2 separate regions of the Homo sapiens genome follow, and region 2 is linked to region 1. Evidence: chromatin contacts called from ENCODE Hi-C or POLR2A ChIA-PET data. All regions are on one chromosome and are shown on one strand. Each heading gives the region's core, a stretch centred on a gene start or an enhancer-like site at or near the end of the contact. The rest is flanking DNA. Distances are from core to core; before and after follow the strand shown. Region 1 overlaps ATP10A (ATPase phospholipid transporting 10A (putative)). Region 2 overlaps ATP10A (ATPase phospholipid transporting 10A (putative)).

Evidence for each region. A loop is a pair of places that touch in the nucleus more often than their neighbours do. ChIA-PET counts read pairs that join two places held with the same protein, here RNA polymerase II (POLR2A). Pooled maps may share reads with other maps.
Region 2: a map of ovary shows a loop between it and region 1 (4-fold over the local background). The contact joins two enhancer-like sites. A Hi-C loop is called at or near these places in 2 of 168 maps with a recorded cell type or tissue (aorta and ovary), 2 of 37 single-sample maps with no recorded cell type and 6 of 50 pooled maps. POLR2A ChIA-PET finds 5 or more read pairs at or near these places in 3 of 52 experiments (HEK293, Panc1 and activated CD4-positive, alpha-beta T cell).

The regions. Positions count from the first base shown.
Region 1 is chr15:25,736,831-25,744,164 of GRCh38, reverse strand. The region is part of intron 2 of ATP10A (ATPase phospholipid transporting 10A (putative)); the gene reads left to right. It also overlaps the pseudogene RNA5SP390. Among named protein-coding and RNA genes, the nearest start is that of MIR4715, 110 kb to the left of the region's middle. Within about 2 kb of position 4,169, at least 2 of the 41 ENCODE cell types and tissues checked have a DNase peak (open chromatin) inside an H3K27ac peak, as active enhancers do.
Region 2 is chr15:25,804,652-25,811,985 of GRCh38, reverse strand. All of the region lies in intron 1 of ATP10A (ATPase phospholipid transporting 10A (putative)), which reads left to right. Among named protein-coding and RNA genes, the nearest start is that of MIR4715, 41 kb to the left of the region's middle. RefSeq lists an enhancer at 61-561. Within about 2 kb of position 1,250, at least 3 of the 41 ENCODE cell types and tissues checked have a DNase peak (open chromatin) inside an H3K27ac peak, as active enhancers do.

The sequences.
Region 1 (7,334 bases), core at 2,920-5,419:
TTTGATGCAGTGGCACCGTGTTGTATTAAGTTCCATGTTGAAGCTCTTTCCCGCAGTTCACCTCTGTGATGCCGTTCTTCCTGGTTGCGTTAGAAAGCATAGGTGTTTATCAGGCCCCTCTCTTGGTAGGTTTTATAGTAGACAGAATAGTGGTCCCCCGAAAGATGCCCACATCTTACTCACCTAAACCTGTGGATATGTTATGCTACATAGCAAGCAGAAATGGAGGTTGTAAGTGGAATTAAGGCTGTTAATCAGACCTCACTATCAAAGTGATACAGCGTGAGACAGACTCAATCCCCGCACACTGATGACTTTAAAAATGGAAGGAAGCCATAAGTCAGGGAATGTGACTTAAGAAGCTGGAACAAGCAAAGAGATGCATTCTCTTCTAGAGCCTCCAAAAGGAACACAGCCCTGCCAACTCCTTGACTGTAGCTCAGTGAGACCTGTTTCCAACTTTCGACTTCCAGGACTGCGAGACAACAAATGACTGTTGTTTTAAGCAACCACATTTGTGTTCATTTGTTACAGCAGCTACAGGCAACTAATATAGGCCCCGAGCACCAACATGTGTCTCATGAGCTCCACTCAACCTCTTAACTACATCTTGCAGAAGCTGTAGACCCTCCTCAGGGAAAAGAAACCTCAAAGCCCAGCCTCAACTCTGGATTTTTGTCTTTTTATTTCTTGGCTTGCTTATTCTTCACTTTCTTGTTAAATCCTTCATACCTCCAGGCAGCTGTCTTCAGTTTTCTGTCCAGCATCTCTGTTTGCCAGTAACTAGAGGTTTGGTCCAAATTGCCCAGTCGTCTGGTGCTGGATAACTTTTCTTTTGAATCTGATGACTGAGCAGATCTGGTTGTGCTTTAGAATTTCACATTTCTGTTGCCATTTCAGTCTTGGAATCATTCCCCAGATTAGCGCAAGAGGTTTTTTCTTAGCTGACCTCTTTTTGTATTCTCCATCCCAGTTGGCCTCTAAAATAGTAGTATGGTCTTCCTCTATGTGGCTACCAATGGCCCTGTGGTCCATGGAACTCTGCCTTTAGGGTCCCTTTTATTACAAATACACTGAGGCTCCAGACCCCTCTTACGCTGTGCACAGAGAGAGCACCTTTTCTCCAGCAAGGCTGTCTACTGAGTGAGCGCTAAAGCATGACACGTTCACACCCAAAAGCCGTGCCTCTGCTCACACCATCACCCCCACCTGTAGTGATGGAAGAGGCACTAAGTGGCCTGTGGCTGTGGAAGCAGACAGACTGATGTGGATCTCACTGTGCTAATAGCTCAGCAGAGGGGCTGCAGGCGGGTTTCATGCAGGGACACCCTGTTGGATTAAGTACAAATACGTTCAAGAGGGCAATTTTAACGAGCAGCCCTCATCTAGGTTTGAATTTGGTGTTCTGTGAAACAACTCTCGTTACCTACTGCCTGAATGCACAGCCAGTTCTTAGGGACTCTTAGGTGCATTTGACGGAGGAGAAAGCAAGGCTTTGCTGACAGCCACAGCCCACTGAAACAGCATGGAGCGTTTGGGGCCAGGAGGGAAAGAAAGGGTTTTGATTTTGAGACTTCAAACTCTAACCCCGCACTGTGAGCCTTTGAATTTTGCCACCATCTACCGAGGCTTTTTGACTGTGCGACAGTCAGGAGGCAAGGGGACAAAAGATGAAAGGCAGAAAAGGCAAGGGGAGGCTGGCGCCTGCGTTCTAAACTAGAATTTAACAAGGGAAAAGCTGCCTTTCTGCTCAGAAACTAAGGGAGGACCACTTGATCTCTAACACTGGTGCTTGCGGCAAGAAAATCTCCAGTTAGAAAAAGAAGGCAGAACCCAGACACCCCTTGATCAGTTTCTCTGAGGCGTGAGCCTCCCAGAAGCCACCTGTGGACCTGTGTGAAGCTGACTCTGAAAGAGGACTGCGGAGGCCTGGATGCCAGTTCTCATTGTCCCTGTCAGCTTGTCACCGTGGAGACGAGAACCACGTCAGGCAGGGACGCAGCACTCTCCGTCACATGCTGTGTGACGTGCAGTGGAGTGTCCCGCCATGAGCGGCTGGGCCAACCTACTTATCACTTCCATATTTGGGATACCTTAAATAATACAATCACAGCCGCTATTATAGATTACATTGCTGTCTAAATGGGTTTCATGCTCATTTCTATTCAGTATTTGTCACGGGGCATTAACCCCTAGAGTAACACTGAATCTGTGGAACTTGGAGAAATTATCACTTTGAGTTAAGTTTCCTTGTACGTTCGGTGTTTCTTGCCACCAGACGCTTTCACTTGGGTATTTATTTATTATTTATTTTTTCAATAAATAACTGATTGAGTACCCACTATGTGTCAGGAGACACGTGGTGGACAAAAACAGACTACTTTGCTGTTTCAGTTTAGCAAATTGAAAATGTTCACCTGACAATACAGTCTTGGCAGTGAAAAAGTAAATTCACTCATTCGTTCAGTATTGGGATCGGGCCATCTGCCCTCCTTTGAATTTCCACAGCACTGACCATCAAGTGGTAAATACAAATTAGATTGAAATACAAAATAATAATAATAGTAATAATAAAGAAAGTACAAAACAAAAGAGTTGGGGTAATTATTCCATTAATTTGGGTTAAAATGCTTGACTTAATTTAATGAAGGCATTCTTTACCCATGATCAATAAGTAAGGAGCTAAGGAGCCGGATTAGAGGCTATGTAGAAATCATTTTGTATTGCTGCCAGGGGAAAAGAGCCCGCACTTTAAAAAGAGGAACTATGCATTCTGGAACCACAGAGACGCCTCAGCAGGCCCTCTTGGGAGATGGTGCGGCAGGCAGGGGCTCTAGGTCCCCAAGAGCCCAGCACGGAGTTCTGGGGTGATCCAGAAGCTTGTGGCACCTGAGATCCTTCTGAAATAAGCATTCGTCACCCTCTGACCATGTGTGTGCCAGGCACTGTGATGGTCTCAAGGGCACAGAGTACCTGTGCTCAGGGAACCTGTGGTCTAGTGAAGGAGGAATGGGAGCCAGCTCCAGCCACACCCAGGAAGCACGGGGTTTGATGTCTGCATGGGGACTAAGCAAGTTCGGAGCTGTGGCACCTGCCTACCCTACCAGGGGGCCGTCAGGAAGGCTTCTCCAGAAAAGACAACATCCTGAAATGCTAAATGAAGGGCACTTCGCCTGATGCTGTAGGATGGCAAGACAGAGGAAGCCATGCAGAAAGGTTTGGGCTTCCTCAGGGTTCCCTGCGTGGCAGGAATGGGTGCTGGGAGGGATGGTAGCCGAGGAGGTCAGCGCAGTGACCCTGAGCAGAGCTTTGCTGTTGCACGGGATGAGGATTGCATTCTGTAGGGCAGCAGCTGTCTCCAAGGCTTTGTTAAGGTGGAAAACTTCTGTGATCAGACGGGGATCATTCAGTCCAGGGACAAACAGGCCCATAGCAGGTGGCGAGACCAAAGCCAGGTAGACAGAGGTGTTGTGTTTGTCACTGAGAGCCTTCGAGGACCATGTCCAGGCGTGATGTCAAGGCTGGAAGTGAACCAGGGGGACCTCACCCTCCTTGTGACCTGGGAGTATCATGAAGGGAAATGCAAAGGGCGTTTTCAGAACGGGATCCAGATGCAGAAGACGGGAGTGTGTGTGTTTTCCACGTCTTCTTGCTGGTGCAGGCGGTGGCCCTGCCTGGCTGGCAGGTGCTGGCCCCTGCTCTCTGTGCATTCTCTCACCAGGGTTCTCTCTGCCCACATCATCCAGAGACCCAGACAGGTGGCCTCACTCACAGATTTCCACCTGGAGCGTTAGGCAGGGTCCCTGCTGGCAGCAGACCTGCAGATGACCCAAGTGTGCACCTGTGCTGTGTGCTCACCCAATGGCTGAAGCAATATGAACCTCTTTACTTTAGTTTTTTTATGATAGAAAAAAAATAACAGTATCCTCTTTAATGGACTGTAAATGCCCTTTCCAACATCACTGCTGTTTCAAGATGGAGGACATCTGTATTTGCTTTTGTTGAGTACTTAGTAGCAATTCACTTAATACAAATGTGAAATACAAGGTTGGTAACAGAATCTCCCCTGTGAATCAAACCATTCATTCAAGTAGCAATCTGGGCACTGCTGAATTAGACACACGCCTCCCCCATGTGGTTGAAGAGGGGACACAGCTGTTCTACCAGGAGGAGGTCCCAGGCATCAGGAGGAAACAGAAGCATGCCGCAGGGCTCTGGGCATCCCTGGAGCACCTGCTGCTGCGGTCTCTAGCAGAAACGCAAGTTCAGGGGCAGGGCTGGAGGGCTCTCTGTTGCACCACTGTCCTGCCTCTTTCTTTCCACCTAGTCAGGTCAAATCACTTTGCCCAAAGAAGTTTCAGAAATATCTGTAAGACAACAACAGAAACTGTGAGCACTTTCTTTCTTGCCGGTGAGATATTTATTTGAACATGTTGCTCTGCAGTGGGCGAACCCTTCACGGTGTCTGCTTCCTTTTGTCTGAGATGCTGGGGTGCTGCAGCAGAGATGCAGAGGGCAGTGCTTCAGCTTGAGGCTGGCATGTGTGGGCAGCACTTTTGCAGGTGATGCTGTTTCTGCAATAGTGAGTCTGTCATCCCAAGCACAGGGATTCATTGGAACCATCTCTGCATCCTACAGGATTGTGGACTTATAGGGCAACAGAGACCCCGGAGATCCGAGTCCAAATGCCCTCTCTTCACTTGCCAAAAGTCTCATATTTATTAATCAGAAGAACTAGCACTAAGTCCCCGGGCTCGCTCCTGATTTTTTACTCTGTTTTTGAGTGGGCTCTGGTAAGCCCACATCCACAGGCATTGCTGAAGATGGAAAGAGGGTATCTATGATCAGATTAAGGTATGTTGAGCTGAAGCATGTTTTCAAAATACTAAAACTTAAATTTTGGAAACTTAGAACTTTAAAAAGCAATTAAGGCCGAGTGCAGTGGCTCACGCCTGTAATCCCAGCTACTTGGGAGGTTGAGGCAGGAGAATCGCTTGAACCCAGAAGGTGGAGGTTGCAGTGAGCCAAAATCCCGCCACTGCACTCCAGCCTGGATGACAGGAGCAGAACTCTGTCTCAAAAATAAAAAATAAAAAGCAATTTAAATTTTGGGGGACGTTTCTATAGAATCTGTTACACATTTTCTGGCTTACTTGTACAATCTTTTTCTGTTAATGCCAGATTGTCTCTGCAGGTATTGATGGTTGAGCTGATAGCTCAGAGGCCAAGAAAGCTCCAGTCTGTCACTCCAAGACCACTGTGACCTTGGGCACGATACTTAAAGATCCTAAGTTGAAGGTGGTGCAAAAACTGACTTTCTAGCAGGGTTGCCTGATAATTGTAGGGCACTTAGCACAATGCCTGGCATTTGGCAAGCCTCCCCAAACTTGTAATTATGTTGATGGTGATGACGATCAGAATGGCAGTGCCCTCACGAATTACTGGCGAGGGAGACTTTATGTACTTGTACTGAAAGGTGCCAGATTTCTGGTCTATGTTCAACTTGATGATTATTTCATTTCTTCTCAGTCAATTCTCAGAGTTGGTTTATATCCACTTAAAAATGTTTAAATTGTGTCTCCCATCCAAGTACTGACCCTGCTTAGCTTCCAAGATCAGTCAAGATTGGATGCATTCAGGGTGGCATGGCAGTAAATGAAATTTTTTATCATGGCAAAATATGCATAACACAGAGTTTACTATTGTAATCATTTGTGAGTGTACAGTTCAGTGGCATTAAGTTCATTCGCATTGTTGCGCAACCATCACCACCATCCATCTGTAGAACTGCTTCCTCTTCCCTAGCTGGATATCTGCTTTTTAAGAAGAATGGAGTTAGTGTGCCCAGAGCAGAAGGGTGGATCGGGGGCCTCTACTTTTGTCCATGCTCCAGGGGGCAGGTTGACAAGTCTGACTGATGGATAACTTGGGCATGACCTCAAAGCTGGTTTGGAATGAGTCAGGGGTAGACATGAGTGGATGGAGGGATAAATCAATGTATTTCCTAAATGGGGAGTGTTGTGTGTTGCCTGTTGTTAGAAATAAGCAATGTAAACAGGATTTTCCTCATCCAGAAGGTGTGCTCTGGATATGAAATGCTTTTTAAATGAGAAACTCAAAGATGGTCTCTGTATTCGTTTACTGGGGCCTCATTGATGAAACACCGCAGACTGGGCTGCTTAAGCAACGGAAGTTTATTTTCTCACAGGTCTGGAAGCTGGACATTCGGGAGTAAGGGGTCAGCAGGATGGTTTCTTTTGAGGCCTCTTTTTTTGGCTTCTCCCTGTGTCCTTGCATGATCTCCCCTCTGTGTGTCTTTGCGTCCTGATTTTCCCTTTGTATAAGGCCGCCAGTCATGTGGGATTAGGGTCCACCCTGATGACCTCAGTTTAATTTAGTTACCTCTTTAAAGACTTCCTCTCTAAATAAGGGTACGTTCTGAGCTACGTGGGGTTAGGACTTCAATATATGAGTTCTAGCGGCGGATGAGGGGCTCCAGTTCAGCCCATGCCAGTCTCTAGAGATCCCTCCAGTTCTAAAAATCCTCCAAATCCTCCCCAGTTCCAGAAGGATGCAGAGGAAGCCAGCCGTCCCGTGCCTGGGACCTCCCCTGCGCACACTCCCCAGGGCATGGGATTGTTGGTAGAACATTACAAACACAGCTCTGAAGTCCCAGAGACAGAATGTCCTACTGTTTCTGAGCCATGTCCATGACATTTTTCTTAGAGAGAAAGAATAATAAACAGAGACAAAATATTTTAAGTCCTACCCTCCTCGTCTGCCAAGAATAATCCTGGTGTTCTCTGGAACTCACTGCCTTCATGGCCATCCTGTACTTTGTATCTGCAAATGTCTGCCCTGGAAAAAGCCATCCACTGGTTTCAAGATAATCCACAGGCTTTAAATAAACACAAGACTCCTTGAAACAGAGCCCTGCTCTGGAAATAGAGCGAGAGGCCATTTCAGTCCAAGGAGAAGAGAGACTGATGGCTAATTACACTCCAAGAAGAGCCTTTTAAAATAGCATTTCAATTTCAGTTATTGAATCGAGCTACGATTATCTAGCACACGCCCCTTTTAATGTACGCTTTACACTGGGAAACAGTAGGAACTGAGTTTTGAGTAATTACCTTTATGGCTGTATTCTATGCAGGGAAATGTGTGGTTGCGGCAGAGCCATAGTTAACCTGGGGTGGTGTCAACAGTGTTTATGCCATTTCTATAATTTTTAACCACCTTCACTTTTTGTATGTGTCATTAAAGACAGTTCAGTTTTTTACCATGTTATGACACTTGCTAGATTAAGTAGAATGCCAGGCCTGACCAGAGAGCTG
Region 2 (7,334 bases), core at 1-2,500, 71 kb before region 1:
GCTTCTGCACCAGCTGGGGCTGGAGCGCTTTGCCCACTGGCAGCTTCCAGCCGTGTGCCTCGGTTTCCTCTGGCATCGGGGTGGGTGTGAGCTGTGTTGGCCCTTGCAGAGTGGAGAGCAGTCCATGCAGGTGCAGCCAGCTTGGACAGGTGCGTGATGGGAGGACAAGCCCACATCCATCTGGACGAGGAAGTGCTACGAGGTCAGGCTGGGTCAAACCTTGGTCTCCTTGCCACTGATAAACCACCATGCATGGTCCCTGGACTCTTGACGCCTGTGGTGTCTCTGGGCTCCCAGCGTTTTCTCCCCACAATCTCACAAGTGGTTTTTCACTTCCTTCTTGTAAACTTTCAGATCACGTCCCACCTATGCACTGGTCTTGCTACAAACACTTACCAAATAGTAGAGGGGAGTGTGCACTCCTCTAACAAGAGCTGCGTTGGATGGGCCCATCCACAGAAAGCCGGGAGGGATGCCCGGGTGTGCAGTTTCCACATGGGGAAGTCATTGGAAGGCTTCTAGCATGTTCCATGCCATTTGTTTTGTCTCCTCATCCTTACTTCTTGTTCCTTTTTTTGTTTCCTCCTCTCCTTTCTTCTCCCAGCTCTGCCTTATGTCTTTGGGGATCCTTCACTCCCTTGATGGCCTAGAACTGGGCAGAAAGAAAAGTTTGCCTCTGTCCTCCTCTTTCCTCTCACTCACTCCAATCCCTTATCCGCAGAGAGCCTGCTGGAGTCCAGGGAAGTCCGTTTCTGCTGGGGACATCCCAGCCTCCGCCTTCTGGGTCCGGGCAGTGCCCCTGGATACTGACTTCTCCCTCCCTGTTGTGTCCCACCTCGCGCTGAATCGTCCAGGACCTGTTTTGCTATTTTGTCTGGGGACTTAAGGCTGTTCATGGGCTTTAATCAATGCAAGGAAGTAAAATTCCTGCCAAGCTGCCCTTAAGGTCATCTGGGGGAGACCCCGCCATGTAACATGATCCTCCCGCCTCCTTCCAGCCCCAGCTTCATTATATGTAAAGCTAGGCTTCTGCTGACTCTCAGATCAGACCGTCCTGGCTTTGTGTGCCTTTGTAAGGCTGTGGTTACACCTGAGGATCTCGGCTGCCCTCCTCTTAGCTGTCAGACGTAGTTGATGGTGCTTGGGTCTTGGCTGCACCTCACCTTCCTGGCTCTGAAAATGAGTCACTAACCACCTCGATTCCTCGTGTTGGAATCCCTGGCGTGCTATTTTCCGTGGGAGGCTTTTACTTTTAGAACCTGGGCAGCCCTGGGCTCCTCGTCCTGCCCAGGGCGGTGCTGGCTCGTTTTTCAGACCGTGGTACAAACAGGCCTTGTTGATCTTGTGCCTTTTGTAGGCAGGTATGAGGTAAAGCCCTGGTGGATATATAACCTGACTTTAGTTTGGCTACTGCTTTCTTTGACCGGCTTTTACCCGTGTGTGTTTTCAACTTTTGCAAAACAGTCCCCGTGCCCAGAGTCCCAGTGGCACTGCTACACTTGGAAAATAAGCAACTAAACACATGATGCCCATTCCTAGGACATCCTCAGATTTAAAGGAACCATAAGAACCTCGGGCTGGGCTGGAACTGCTGATAAGCAGTGGTGACAGCTGAGCGGTGCAGGTACCTAGGGCTTGGTCCCGGTAGGTGACTCACAGAGCTGTCCTCCCTGTGGGCTCTGCCCTCTCGGGTGACCAGGGACAGGGAACGTTAGGGGATCTTAAGCCAGGCCCTTGGGCTTTCTGACAGCAGATCTTATTAGAAGGTCTGGGGGGAAATGAGGAGCATGAGAATGGTTTTCCTGCTCTAGCCCCGCATCCATCATCTCCCCAACACGTCCCCACTGTGGGTCACTGGGAGTGATCAGGAAGTGATGTGGAAACCCTCAGCAAGGGTTCTAGTTGCTAGGTGATGAGCCTAATGTGTAAGACTAGGTTCCACTATGGACGTTCCGTCATTTTTTTTTTTTTTGTAATGACCTTCTTCCCGTTTGGATGGTTCACCATGCATGTCCCAGATTTTCTGGAAGTGCTTGTAGCTCTCCAGCTTGGGCGACTTGGAACCTGTGACTACCAGGGCAGGCCACTTCTTCATGGGTGACCCAGGCAGCAGCGGTCCAAGGTGGAACTGAAAATGAAGGTTGTGGGAAACAGGACTAGGTGTCTCCAGTCCCTTCCTCACCTGTCATGTGTTTTAGGATCTTCCCGTGCTTAAGTTACAGTATGTTGCTGGAGACGAGAGATTAAATGCAGGAGTGGGGTTGTCTTCCTGCCTTCCCAGCCCGTCTGTGGGGAACAGCACTGTTCTCAGGCACGTAGTACATATATGGAACCATGAGTGAGTTTGAGATTTTCTCAAGAAGAAAAGGAAAATGAATAAAAACGAAGGGTTTAAAGCAGAAATTGAATAATGTATTACTTTGAAGATAGGCTTTACAAAAAGAATATCATTCTTGAATAAAGTAAATTTGCCCTGTTTATTCTTAAAAGCTCACAGCAAATTTTTGATGAAGCAGATGGATTTCTTAAATTAAGGTTTGATACTCCATTTGATTTTTTCCTTCTCTGTGATTTTAAAATAAAATTTATTCCTTAGAGAAAATCAGAGTAAAATGCATGTTCTCCATTCCTCCACCATGCAGTAAGCCGTGTCTGAAGGTTTGGGGAGTGCATGCCTGGGTCATGTCTCACCCCGCCCGACGTATGCTCCTCTCTCCCATCTCATGGGCTCTTCATGTGACATCCTGCAGGGCCCACCCCACCCCACACTCAGTTGGGCTCTTTCTGGTGGTGGCTTCATCCCATCTGCGGCCACTGGGGAGCCCTGACCCACAGTGTAGACTCTTCCATCCTTCAGGAAGCATCTGCAGGGCTCAGGTTTCAGGGACACAAGAGGGACATTCTCACTTAAGCATCATGTCCCCTCTCCCAACCCTGTGGCCCCTCTTCCATTAGACCCTTACTGCCTGTACCTGGCTTCTCCACATGCCCCACCTTCATCTCGTGGCCACGCAGTGAGAGCATCACACCCTCCCAACTACGTCCAGTCTTCCCTCAAAGCCTGGGGAACCTTGCTCTAGTGTTAATGCCTGTCCACCTTCCCCACCCTCTAATCCTAAACTCAAATCCCACCTCACTCAAGGAGCTGCTCCAGGTTCCCTCAAAGAATGTATGGCATTTGGCATAAAGTTGGTATACTGGCACAAAGATAATATAGATCCAGGTCAGCCACCCAATGGGGGAAAAGAGTGGGGTAAAAATACCTGAGTTGGGAATCAGTAGTTACTTATAAAACTGTTCTCAGCCAGGCACTGTGGCTCACGCTTGTAATCCCAGAACTTGGGGAGTCCGAGGCGGGTGGATCACCTGAGGTTGGGAGTTCGAGACCATCCTGACCAACATGGAGAAACCCCATCTCTAGGAAAAATACAAAATTAGCCAGGCGTGGTGGCGCATGCCTGTAATCCCAGCTGCTCCGGAGGCTGAGGAAGCAGAATAGCTTGAACCCAGGAGGCGGAGATTGCAGTGAGCCGAGATTGTGCCATTGCACTCCAGTCTGGGAAACAAGAGCAAAACTCTTATCTCAAAAAACAAAACAAAACTGTTCTCACACCTGCAAAATGAGGTAAACTGGAGCATGTTTCTATGAGAGCTGTTGTGACTTGTGTTGAGGTAATCCTTCCTTGCTCTTCCTCATGTGACCATTAATTTATGGCCAGCTGCTTAATCTAAAATTCCCTGCAGGATAGTAAACCCATGATGAGACCTTGACAAAAGACAAATGCAACAATGAGAACAAGCCTTAGACCCAGAAAATAACCTTGAGGAACAGGGAAGATTCATGGCAATGCTGTTTTCATATTGCAAAATTAAGGACGTTTATTACGTCCAGCATGAAAACAAAGAGTTAAATCTCGAGGTGTGTTCTATCAGCCAGTGATACGTGTGTCACTTTTGAAAAGTAAATATGACAGATTTAACTTTAAATATTCTTTCATGATTGCTTATTGTTTTTTTTTTCCTACTGGTATGTTCTACTGTGGTCTTCCTCAAAGAAATCGTTCAATTGACCTTCACCTCCACTACAAAACAGCTGCAGAATTCATAAGGAAGTTATTTCAGAGCCCCGGTTGTCACCAATACATGTTGGGTTTTTTTTTTCTTTTTCTTTTTTTTGGCCGGGGGGATGGAGTTTCACTCTTGTCACCCAGGCTGGAGTGCGGTGGTGCCATCTCAGCTCACTGCAACCTCTGCCTCCCAGATTCAAGCAATTCTCCTGCCTCAGACTCCCGAGTAGCTGGGATTACAGGTGTGCACCACCATGCCCAGCTAATTTTGTATTTTTCATAGAGGCGGGGTTTCACCATGTTGGCCAGGCTGGTCTCGAACTCTTGACCTCAGGTGATCTGCCCGCCTTGGCCTCCCAAAGTGCTGGGATTACAGGTGTGAGCCACCACACCCAGCCCCATGTGTTTTTCTTTTAAAAATATTTGGTGAATGACAACTTCATTTAAAATTGTTATTTCACAGGGAGTGTTCAGCTGTCGTCACAAGAACTTTCAAAGCCTTCATTCATTGAGCTAGCGAAGCTCACTTTAATATATCTTGAGGCCCCTGTGGCTGGACACAGAGGCAGATGGCCTGAAGCCAGCCCCTAGCCGCAGAAGGGTGGGCAGGAAGGCCCCTGGGCTGGTGGGGGGCCACCCTGCTGGCTGCCCCACCTGCCTGGGGTGGGGTGCTCAGGACAGGGTCGAGCAGCCAGTGGTGCTCCAGGTAGGAGAGTGGATGACATTGGAGCAGATGCTTGAAAAACGTAAGGATGCCACCAGGGGAGAAAAGAGTGAAGGATGTTTTCCTCATCTCACAGCCATCACAGCCATTCCTTAAAAGCCATGAACTTCTCACTCCTTGCGCTTGTGCTCTGTTATTGCTCCTCCAAAGCTGCTCTTTCCAGCCCGGTGGATGCCCCTCCGTTTGATGGAAACACACGTGTGAGTGGAAGCGTAAGCTGAGGTCACAATGGTGTGATCTCCACATACTAGAGAAAAATACATTCCCTTCAGTTTCTGGAGAAAGGGAAGGAGTTATAGTTTGAAGTAAGTCAACATTTATGGTGGAGAGGAAGAGAAGTAAATGTACAGCTGACTTTTGAAAATGCTTAAGGGTGTTAACCTTTAACTCCCTGCACAGCCGAAAACCTGTGTTTGACTTTTGAGTCCCTGAAACTTAACTGCTGATAGCTTACTGTTGACCGGAAGCATTACCAATCACATAAACAGTCGATTAACTCATATTTTGTACGTTAGATGCATTATATACTGTGTTATTACAGTAAAGTAAGCTAGAGAAAAGAACATGTTATTAAGAAAATCTTGGCTGGGTGCGGTGGCTCACACCTGTAATCCCAGCACTTTGGGAGGCTGAGGCGGGCGGATCACGAGGTCAGGAGATCGAGACCATCCTGGCTAACACCGTGAAACCCCGTCTCTACTAAAAATACAAAAAATTAGCTGGGCGTGGTGGCAGGCGCCTATAGTCCCAGGTATTCGGGAGGCTGAGGCAGGAGAATGGCGTGAACCTGGGAGGCAGAGCTTGCAGTGAGCAGAGATCGTGCCACTGCACTCCAGCCTGGGCGACAGAGCAAGACTCCATCTCAAAGAAAAGAAAAGAAAATCTTAAGGCAGAGGAAATACATTTACTATGCATTAAGTGGAAGTGGATCATCATACAGATCTTCATTCTCGTCATCTTGATGTTGAGCGTGCTGAGGAGGAAGTGGAGGGCATCTTGCTGCCTCAGGGTGGCAGAGAGGTGGAGGAGGTGGAAGGGGAGGCAGGAGAGCCAGGCACACTTGGTGTAACTTTTGTTAGAAAAAAACCACATGTATATGGACCTGTGTAATTGTGGCTGTTTCATGTAGTACGTGGAATGAATGAAAAAATCACTTGTTTGATGCATGACCAAAAGGATATTTAATTTTCTGCATTAGAAAATAAAAAGTGCTAAAAATTTGGCAGTTTTCTGTTTCTTCTCAAGGTTGTAAGGGGCTGCTTATAATCATTAAGGTAAATGGCTTGGGAAAACTATTCCAAATAAATGGCAGATGTGCCTGCCATCTTTGATTTCAAAATACATTTTCCTTTAGTCTCTGTTTGGGAATTGTGGGAATTACAGGTTTACTTTTTCTTTTCTTTTTTTAAAGTAAAGGCAAGACCTTGTTTTCACAAAGCCAATTATAAAGTGTTTGGCATTCCCTAGACTTAATTTTGGGGGAAAAAAATAGCACAGCCTTTGTGTTTCACATATGGATTCAGCATTTCTTCATGTTCTTCCCATGTAAGACAGACACACCCCTCCAATCTGAGGGCCCAGGAAGTGCCAGAGAGGAATGAGACCTGCGTTTGTTTGGCTGAAGACTGTGACTTTTATCTGAGACCTACTTAGATTTTAGTGCATTCAGTTCCCCATCAAAATATATAAGTAGCCAATTCATTTCTGTTCTCACTCAGAGATAGCACAAAAATAAGGACGCGTGTAAAGTGTGCTGCAGTGAGTGGGTACATACATTGCTAAGTGCTGCCATTGAAAAAATTCATTGTGGCAAAGGACCTTTTTTCAACAATGAAGGCAGCATCTCTTTTCCTGGATCGAGACCCGTAGGCACAGTGAAGGAACTTGGAATTGTGTGGCTGGTGGCGTGGCTCCAGTCCCTTGGAGGGACCGGCTGCCACAGACCAGCGTGGGCTCCTGGCACACAGTGAGTCACCCGGATCCAGCCAGTCATTCAAAAACAAACTTGAGAAGGATCACTGGGTGCAGCTTCTCTACACGTGGCAGACAGGGGTCCCATAGGCTGCCGGGGCCCCGTGTGTGGATGCTGGACTGGCTTCTCCTGGAAGAATGCCCGTGTGATGGCCCGTCCGCTCACCATGGCTGCCACAGGTCCCATTCTGGCAATGCGCCTTTTATTTCAAAAGAATTTTTCCTTTTCCTCCACACCCGCCTTTCTGTTTTCCAAACGAAGAGCCTCCACCTACCCAGGCTTTATTATAATTTAAGTAAATCTAAAATGCCAATGTTTAAAATTTCTCACATTTCTATCATATTTTATTTTTTACTTCTAAAAGAACTTTCATATCAATTTTTTCAACTATTCAACAAACACTTATTTGAAATATGTTAAATATTCAGCAAAGGCCTACTTTGTGCTGGAAGAATTCTCATTCGATTCTTAAAGACTGTGCTGAGAGGTGACTGGCCTACTGTCGTTACCGCATTTCACAGATGAGACGCCTTGGGTTCAGCTCACAGGAGTGAGATGCTTTTCCAGGCAC